Regions from separate parts of the Homo sapiens genome. Here region 2 is linked to region 1. A link is a contact called in ENCODE Hi-C or POLR2A ChIA-PET data. All regions are on one chromosome and are shown on one strand. The core of a region is the stretch at or near the end of the contact, and the rest is flanking DNA. Distances in the headings are between cores, read along the strand shown. Region 1 holds the start of LHX2-AS1 (LHX2 antisense RNA 1). Region 2 holds the start of PRDM12 (PR/SET domain 12).

The links. A loop is a pair of places that touch in the nucleus more often than their neighbours do. ChIA-PET counts read pairs that join two places held with the same protein, here RNA polymerase II (POLR2A). Pooled maps may share reads with other maps.
Region 2: a map of naive thymus-derived CD4-positive, alpha-beta T cell shows a loop between it and region 1 (34-fold over the local background). The contact joins the promoter of PRDM12 here to the promoter of LHX2-AS1 in region 1. A Hi-C loop is called at or near these places in 1 of 168 maps with a recorded cell type or tissue (naive thymus-derived CD4-positive, alpha-beta T cell) and 5 of 50 pooled maps. POLR2A ChIA-PET finds 5 or more read pairs at or near these places in 1 of 52 experiments (H1).

The regions. Positions count from the first base shown.
Region 1 is chr9:124,007,425-124,011,183 of GRCh38, reverse strand. It overlaps LHX2-AS1 (LHX2 antisense RNA 1), which reads left to right and starts at 1,788. Exons shown (of 2, transcript NR_135129.1): 1 at 1,788-2,118; 2 at 3,093-3,759. RefSeq lists enhancers at 2,359-3,069, 3,070-3,759.
Region 2 is chr9:130,662,637-130,666,395 of GRCh38, reverse strand. It overlaps PRDM12 (PR/SET domain 12), which reads right to left and starts at 1,802. Exons shown (of 5, transcript NM_021619.3): 1 at 1,520-1,802. The coding sequence starts at 1,742. RefSeq lists enhancers at 555-1,228, 2,519-3,360.

The DNA of each region.
Region 1 (3,759 bases), core at 539-3,038:
TCGGCCGGCCGTTTCCCATCGAGCTCCGCCTTCGGCCCGGGCTCTGCACAGCGGGCTGCAGGCGGCCGTGCAAGCCTCCTGGGTACCCGGCAGAGCCTGAGTGGCGAGACCGGCGAGAGCTGTGACTCCCGGGGAGGGGGGCCAGCCAGCATATCCACGCTCCAAGCCCGCTAGGGCCCAATCTGCAGCCCAGCGTGTAGCTTCTCGCTCTTCCCGGTCTCTCCCCAGCCTGGAAGAGTGGGGGCGAGCATGGCTTTAGGAACTCAGAAAGGCCAGGGTTCGAATCCTAGCTCTGCCATTTACATGCACTGTAACCTTAGGCAGTGACTTATCCTCCCTTAGCCTGTTTCTGACCTTTATAATGGGCGACAAGAAGCTCTCCTCCGCATGGACGTGTTGATTGAAAGAGACTGTGGATGTAAAATGCCTGGAACATAGTAGGCACTTAGCAAATTATTTCATTACTCTCTCTTGCTCCTTTTCCATTAAAAACTTTCTCACTCCAAGACACATTCGATATCAGTGAGGTTCTTAAAAACCACAGGCCTATTCTCTGCCCACTGGGCACACCATGTCTCAGACCCCGCTGATGGCGCGAGTCCTCCTTACCCGCCTGGCTGCACCACCTCCCCAGGGGCCAACAAAGTAGCGTGCTGGGTAAATCCCAACTGCTACCCCCAGCCTCCAGGTTTCAGGCTCACCCTAGAGTCTCCTGGGGACTGGAGGGAAATACCCAGGTGTCTGGTGGGGGAGGGATTTAGGAAATAAAATGATTGTAGACAAAAACTGAATAAGCACTTCGGTTACAGAGTCCCATCTGGGTCTGCTTCGGAGGCAGGTTTGGCTCCGTCTAATAGGGACAAGGCGGGTGTCAGTCTGAAATGACTTGTTTGCCAGGACAGGTAAGGGGATAGTCAGGACCTGCGGTTTACCTCACAGGGTACAGAGTTGAGGCATGAAATCATGTTTTTCACGTGTGTAAGTAACTTTCACACACAAATATATGTGTGCACAAATATATGTATGCGTGTAATGCCCAAGCACATGAACTTGTGTTCATGTGTGCAAATACACATGTTCATCTCTGTTGGCAATAACACAGCCAGCACGAATTTTATCTCTGTTGGCAAAATCACAGCCAGCACCACTGAAGAGCTAGGGTCTTACACATGCGCATCAGGTGTAAGTGTCTAGAGCTGGGAAGAAGGATGCAACTGCAAAATGGTAAATTGCACGTTATACCTGCACTTGCGTGCTCAGGCGATTCTACTTAAATCACTGCAAGTGCTCCTACGAGGTCGTTTTGCATAATTGAAAAAACTTGAAGTTACAATCATATGTGTATATTCTGCATGTGTACAGATGCCCCAACGCGAGGGAAGGACCACTAAACCCAAAGACGCGCGTGCCCGTGTGTTCACACAGACGTGTGCTTCGGCGCCTGCACACGGCCGGCGCGCAGGCATGCGGACGCCTACACGAATACATAGGCATGTTTTATTGACGCATCTGGGGCACTTTCTTTCAAAGAAAGTAAGGAATGAAAATCCAATCTGAGAGTCACCAGGGTTCATCTGGAGGTCGCCCAAGGGGCAGAAAAAATTTGTAATGACGCTAGAGTGTTTGTCCTTGGTGCAACTCCACTCTCGGGAGGGCTGGATACAATACGTTTGGAAAGCTCGAGGGGCTGCCTTAGGATCTGGGGGCGGGGGGTGGGGTACTCAGCAACTCTTGCCGCGGGCTGCTCAAGAAACGTGGAAACACACCCTGCGACTTTCCACTCCCCCATACATATAGGCACGCGATTCCGTCGCCACCTCTCGGACCAGCAGCCCACGTCCAACGCTGGGCCGACCCCAGATACACAGGCAGTCGGGATTCCCGCCCGGTGCGCTTGTCTATTCATCCCTCTGCGTCAGGCTGGGACGCGCTCCGTCTGTAAAAGGCTCAAACGCATCTCCCGCCGCGGGGCGGGATCTAGGGGCCCAGGCCCCGGGGTCCAGAGGCGGGTAACTTTGCTAATCTCCCCCAGCGGCGGGGAACGTCGCGCAACCGCTGAGCCCTGTCCGCCGAGACTAAACAAGCAGAGGAACAGGCTGTAAACACACATCCTGACACGTGAGTGACATTTACGCGGTGCGAGAAGCTGCAGCCAAGGGAAAGGCAAGGGGTGGGGGGAGCGGGCACCGACAGGTACGGAACCTTCGCAGGCGCCGGAAACGGCGGCCCCTCGACCTCCCCCTCCCCCAGAAAGTGGCAACGAATGCCTAAGTCCCCCGAACCTGCCTTTTGTGGGAGGTGACAGGTGAACGGAATTCAGGTCTGGCCACTCTCGCCGCTGCCTACCTCCCCACCATCTGCTTCCTCGCAGACAAGCAGACCCGGCGCATAATGAGGTAGCAGCCTCCAGCCGGCCACCGTGACTAACTCAGAACAAAAGCGCTCCCTCCACGCCTCCTCCAACAAAGGGGCCACCAGCCCCGGCGCTCCCCGAAGGCTGCGGGGCTCCCGGCTGCCGGCTGCGGAGCTGCCGCGCGCAAACTTCCCGGGGCTCCCGGGGCTGCCGGCGCCACGGAGCCGGGGCCGCGGAGGGAGGAAGCGCAAGCCGCCCGGAGAAAGTGAGGCCAGACCCGGCGGGGGAGAGGGGAGGGAGCCGGGCGGCCGCGGAAGGAGGGTGATTGATCAGTGCGCGGTGCCCGGCGCTCTGTCCCGTTATTAGAGGCGGCCAAAGCAGGGCCACGCAATAACCTCAGAATCGCCAACTAATTGACGCTGCAGGCAACTACTTCATTGTGCGCGCTGGTTTTATGTCTTCATAGCCGGTGATTGACAAGGTGTAATTAGTCATCTCACTCGGTGATAAACATGGGCACCCTCCTCCCGCGGCATCAGGCCGTGTGTACCAGCAGAGGAAGCGATAGTTGACGCTGATATACCATTAAATCAAAATGAAGACGTTCAGAAGTGTGTGTTTGCTGTGACGCTGTGATGGTTTATTTCTCAAATACGGCACCAACAGATTTACTTGATTTGCAAGTTAACTACAACATTAACTGGTTTTATTTATTTTGCCTCTTCCTTCCTCTTCCTAGGCAGGGATGTTGCTCTTGGAGAATGTGAAGACAGTTTGCTTCTTGACAAGCGAGCGAACGGGCGCCCAGATTTTTGCAGCCTTTCCGAGTCTCCCCCGAGGGAGAGGCGGCAGAGAAAACGCCGGATTTGGGAGCCACCAGGGAAGGATCCGCGCAGGGGAGCCGCCCTCCTTGGCCCCAGACCCGCCTGCCTGGGGCCCCCTTTGCTCACTGTCAATGTATGGTCTGAAGCTCTGAGGATGGTGCTGGGGACTGGGGTCGGGGGAAGCCTCTTGAATAATAACTGCAAAGAAGAAAGAGGCGAGAACGTCTCCCTAACCTTGAAGCAGAAAGGACTGTGTTCTTAAAGCTGTTGGCTGCAGTCACAGGGCCAGTTGCCCGCCTCTGTTCCCTGAGTAAAGTGTAACATCTTCTGTCCTCCTGGCTTGCTTGCACCATTCAGCAAATTATACTCCTTCCTTACCAAAGTGGGAATGCTCAGGGAAGTGTGTGTGTGTGTGTGTGTGTGTGTGTGTCCCCTCTGCACTGAGGCTGCTGTTAGAGATGTTACCAATTTAAACCTTCCAGAATCCTGGAGGTTTACATTTTGTAAAGGGAGGGGACACTCCTGGACTGTCACAATCCCAATTCTGGTTAGAGTGGCAGGGACTGAACAAAGCCACCAACA
Region 2 (3,759 bases), core at 553-3,052, 6.7 Mb before region 1:
CCTGGAAAGCGAGTGGTGCGTTGGGGATCATTTTTAGAAGTGGGTTTTTAGTCTCTCCGCGAATTCTCAAAGCATTCGCAACTTCTTCCATCCTCTGCCCCGGATAAGTTTAAGAATTAATGAGCCAACGGCAGCGAGCGGTTTTATGCACAGGGAAACTGAGGCCAGGTCCTGCAAGGAGGTGAAGGCCAACCGGAGACTCTTTCGCCTAGTCGGCTTCCGGGAGCCCACTGTGTGTCCAGGCTCTGGGCACTGGCAGAGGAGCCGGGCCGTGATCAGCGCTGGGGACAGACCTCGGGCTGGCAGGTGTTGGAGGTGCCAAAGAAGCACCGGCAGCAGCTGGCCAGGCTCTGCGCTCGCTGTGTGACCCCGGGCGCGCCCGAGTCCCTCTCTGCTCCCAGGCCCTGGGGTGCCAGGGAGGGCGGCGCCCGGGCTCAGACAAACCCCGATGTCATCTCTCTGGGCGGGGAGGAGCCGCGGCGGCCCCCAGCTCCCCGAGGGTTCCCCTGTCGGGCATCTGCGGCAGGGCTGGAAGCGGCGAGGCGCACAAGGGCGGCCTCCATGTCTTACAAGGTTCCCCTCTAAGCTACCTGGGAAAATACCCGGCGAGCGGGCCGGCTGAAAGGGGGGGGTTAAACGGTGTCCATTGCGGCGCGGCGGGCAATTTGTCACGCTGTTAAAGTGATCGCATTCATTCGGCTCCATTCGAAAGAAATTGCTAATTCTAAATTCATTAGCCCTGGAAGAATGCTGTAGCAGTAAATTGTAGCTCAATGCGGAGGGGACTTGTTTAAAAGGGGCCGAGGAATTCCCCTTACAAAAAAGGGGGATTAGATGGTTGACATAGCGTGAATGGAAGTGGAATTAGTCTTCACGGTAAATTAAGAGAGGAACAGAAATCGTAAAGGGGGAAAAGAGGGCGACGCGCAGAGATGCCAGAGCCAGGGAAAGATATTGTTTGCGGGTTGATGAATGAGGAATAAGAACTTGAGACATCTTAAAGAAAAGAAACTTTTCTCGCTCTCTCTTTCTCTCCCTCGCTCTCCCCGCGGCTTTTTCTCCCCGCCCGCCCTCCCTCCACCCCCTCCCCAGCCCCGGCTGCCTTTTAAAGTTCTTGGTTTAAGTGGGAACTTTCGTGGGTCAAGCCCAAGTTAACTAAATGAATTTAAAACCCCTTCTTTTTGAGTCAACTGCTATTACACGCCTAGTAAGGCTGTAAATGCCGGGAACCCGCCAGCTCAAGCGCAGGAGGGGAAGGGAGGGGCCGGCGGGGGCGTCGGGGCCGAGCGACGGGGTCGCCGGGGTCGGTCCTTGAGCCGGGTGGGCTGCGGAGCTGCTTGGTGGCTCGCGTCCTGGTTTGGCCCATGGGGAAACTGAGGTGCACCGAGCGCCGGGAGAGCCCAGGTTGGCGCGAGTAGCAGCGAGGCCGGGTATCCCAGCCGCGTCTCGCGCATCGCCAGGACGGGAATGGGGGTCGCCGGGAGGAGGGATTGCGCCGGGCTCCGACGGCTGGACTCACCGCCGGAGAAGGACTGCGCCAGCACCTCGGCGGTGAAGGCTGTCTTGGGGCTGGCGTGGTGGCTCTTGTCCTCGAAGAGCTGCTCCCCGAGCACGTTGCGCCAGCGGCCGTACAGGAAGCTGTGCAGGATGTCGGAGGTGATAACCTCGGCCAGCGCCAGTCCCGGCGCCTTCAGCCCGGTCTTGAGCACCAGGGCCTCAGCCGGGAGCACGGAGCCCATCATGGGCGGCCCGGAGCTCCCCGGCGCCGGGGGACGGCCGGGCCGACGGGGGAGGTGGGCGGGCGAGAGGGGAGCCCAAGGGGCGAGAGGAGAGCGCTGCGATGGAGAAGGAACCAGAGCAGGGGGAGGACGGAGAGGAGGAGGACGCAGGAGGGAGCGGGAGGTGAGGGGGCGACTGGGAGGAAAGCGAACGAGGGGGAGAGGGGAAGAGAGATGGTGAAATCTGTAGAGATGGCAAAGGCGGCGCGGAGGGTGGAGAGACGCGGGTGGAGGCGGAGGCGGGTGCGGGGGGTGCAGGGTGGGTGAGAGGCGGGTGGTTGCAGGGAAGCGGCAGCAAGGGGCTCAGGCGCGCGCTAGCCTCTCGCACACTCGGCCGGGGCCGTCTTCCCCTTGGCAAAATCTCAGCGCCTTTATAGGAGCCGCAGTGACCCTCCTAATTGGTTATTAATGACCCCCTGACGTCGGAGGACAGACTTGTTGTACCCGGCTGGGCTCGAGGAGCCTTCGTCGCGAGAGCGCGAGGGGCGGGGGCGCGCGGACCGCTCCAAACAGTACCCCTCCACTCCTCTCTCCCCTTCCTGGTCCTTCCTCCCCCCTCCTGTTTTTCCTTCTCTCCCCGTGGGAAGCGCAGGGCAGGGAGGGAGGCTCAGCCGGCTCTGAGGAGAGGAGGGGACGGAGAAGGGGAGGGGGTGCGGCGAGGCTCTCTAGGACTCCAGGGACCAGGCTAGACAAGAGGGGACGCCTGGCTTCGGGCCCCGCGCTCCCCTCAGGCCTGATCTATGTTCACCGGCCTGGCCCAGCCCGGCGTTCACCTTTACTTTGCTGCCCCGGCTGGCCGGCCCAGCCCTGCACCGCTCTCCCTCCCCGGCCAGAGCCCGCGTCCTCTTCCCTCTCCGGCCCTGCACTCCCCGGGCCGCCACAGTCGCCCCGAGCTCGCGCGCAGCCCTAGTTGCCACGCGGATCCCCTGCTCAGACTGCGCTGCTGAAGCCGGCGCTTCGCTTCATACGGGCCGCGCCAACTCGGTCGCTGTGCACGGTCGGGTGCGAAACTCCTCCGCGGGCTCACGGGGCTGCCGAGGCGGGGCCGCAGCGGCCGTCGGGGCTGGGGCTGGTCCCGGCCTGAGACAGCTTCATGGAAGGCCAGGCTCCCGGCCCTTGCGGGGCCAGGTCGGGGGTCGAGATGGGCGGACAGGAATCGCCCTGGCAGCCTGTCTCTGGGAAAAGAATTTCCTACGGGATATAGGGGGATTGAAAGGGGTCCCGAGACCCTTCCTAGGTGGGAGCAGGCGTGCCTGAGAGCGAAGTCCCTCAGAAACTGCAGGCAGCTCCGCGAGAGGCCTCAGTGCGGGTTCGGCTTGCGGCCCGGCTTTCCGGCTCCTTGCTGAGCTGCAACCTCGGGAAGCCGGTGGCGTTGCGGCGCCCCTTCCTTCTTGCCTCCTAGTTCTTTCTTTCTCCTCTGCCTCTCTCTTCTTTCCCTTCCTCTCCTCTATTCCTCCTGCCCATCATCCCAGGAGCAGACTTGCTTTGCGGCGGTTTCGAGGCACCTCGGAGCCCAGCGATCCCCTCTCCCGAAGCAGGTAGCTGCTGAGCCCAGCGGAAGGCCCCGCTTCCTGCAGGCTTCGCGGCTCCCCAGTGTCAGCCTCAAGCCTCGGACCCCAGGCCCTGACATGCTGGGTGAGGGAGCTCACCCCACCTGCCGCACTTCTGGCTCCCATCACCAGCCTACAATTTCAGATGCCGCTAACAGAGGTGCCTGGACCCTCTCGGCGTGGGTCAGGCTCACGGATTAGTCTCCGCTGGACTGTGTGGACTCCCTAGACCTTCTCCTCAGCGCGGAGGACTTGGGTGGAAGAACAGCGAGCTGACCTCCCATGAGCGAGACCCTGTCCAAACGCCTGTTGGCATAGACGCCCCTCCACCACCCGGACGCGCCTTGGCTAAGAGGGTCTCACACCTGGCGTCCAGACTCCAGACCCCTGGTCCCCAGTTCCTGCCAGTAGTCTCCGGCATCCCCCGTCCC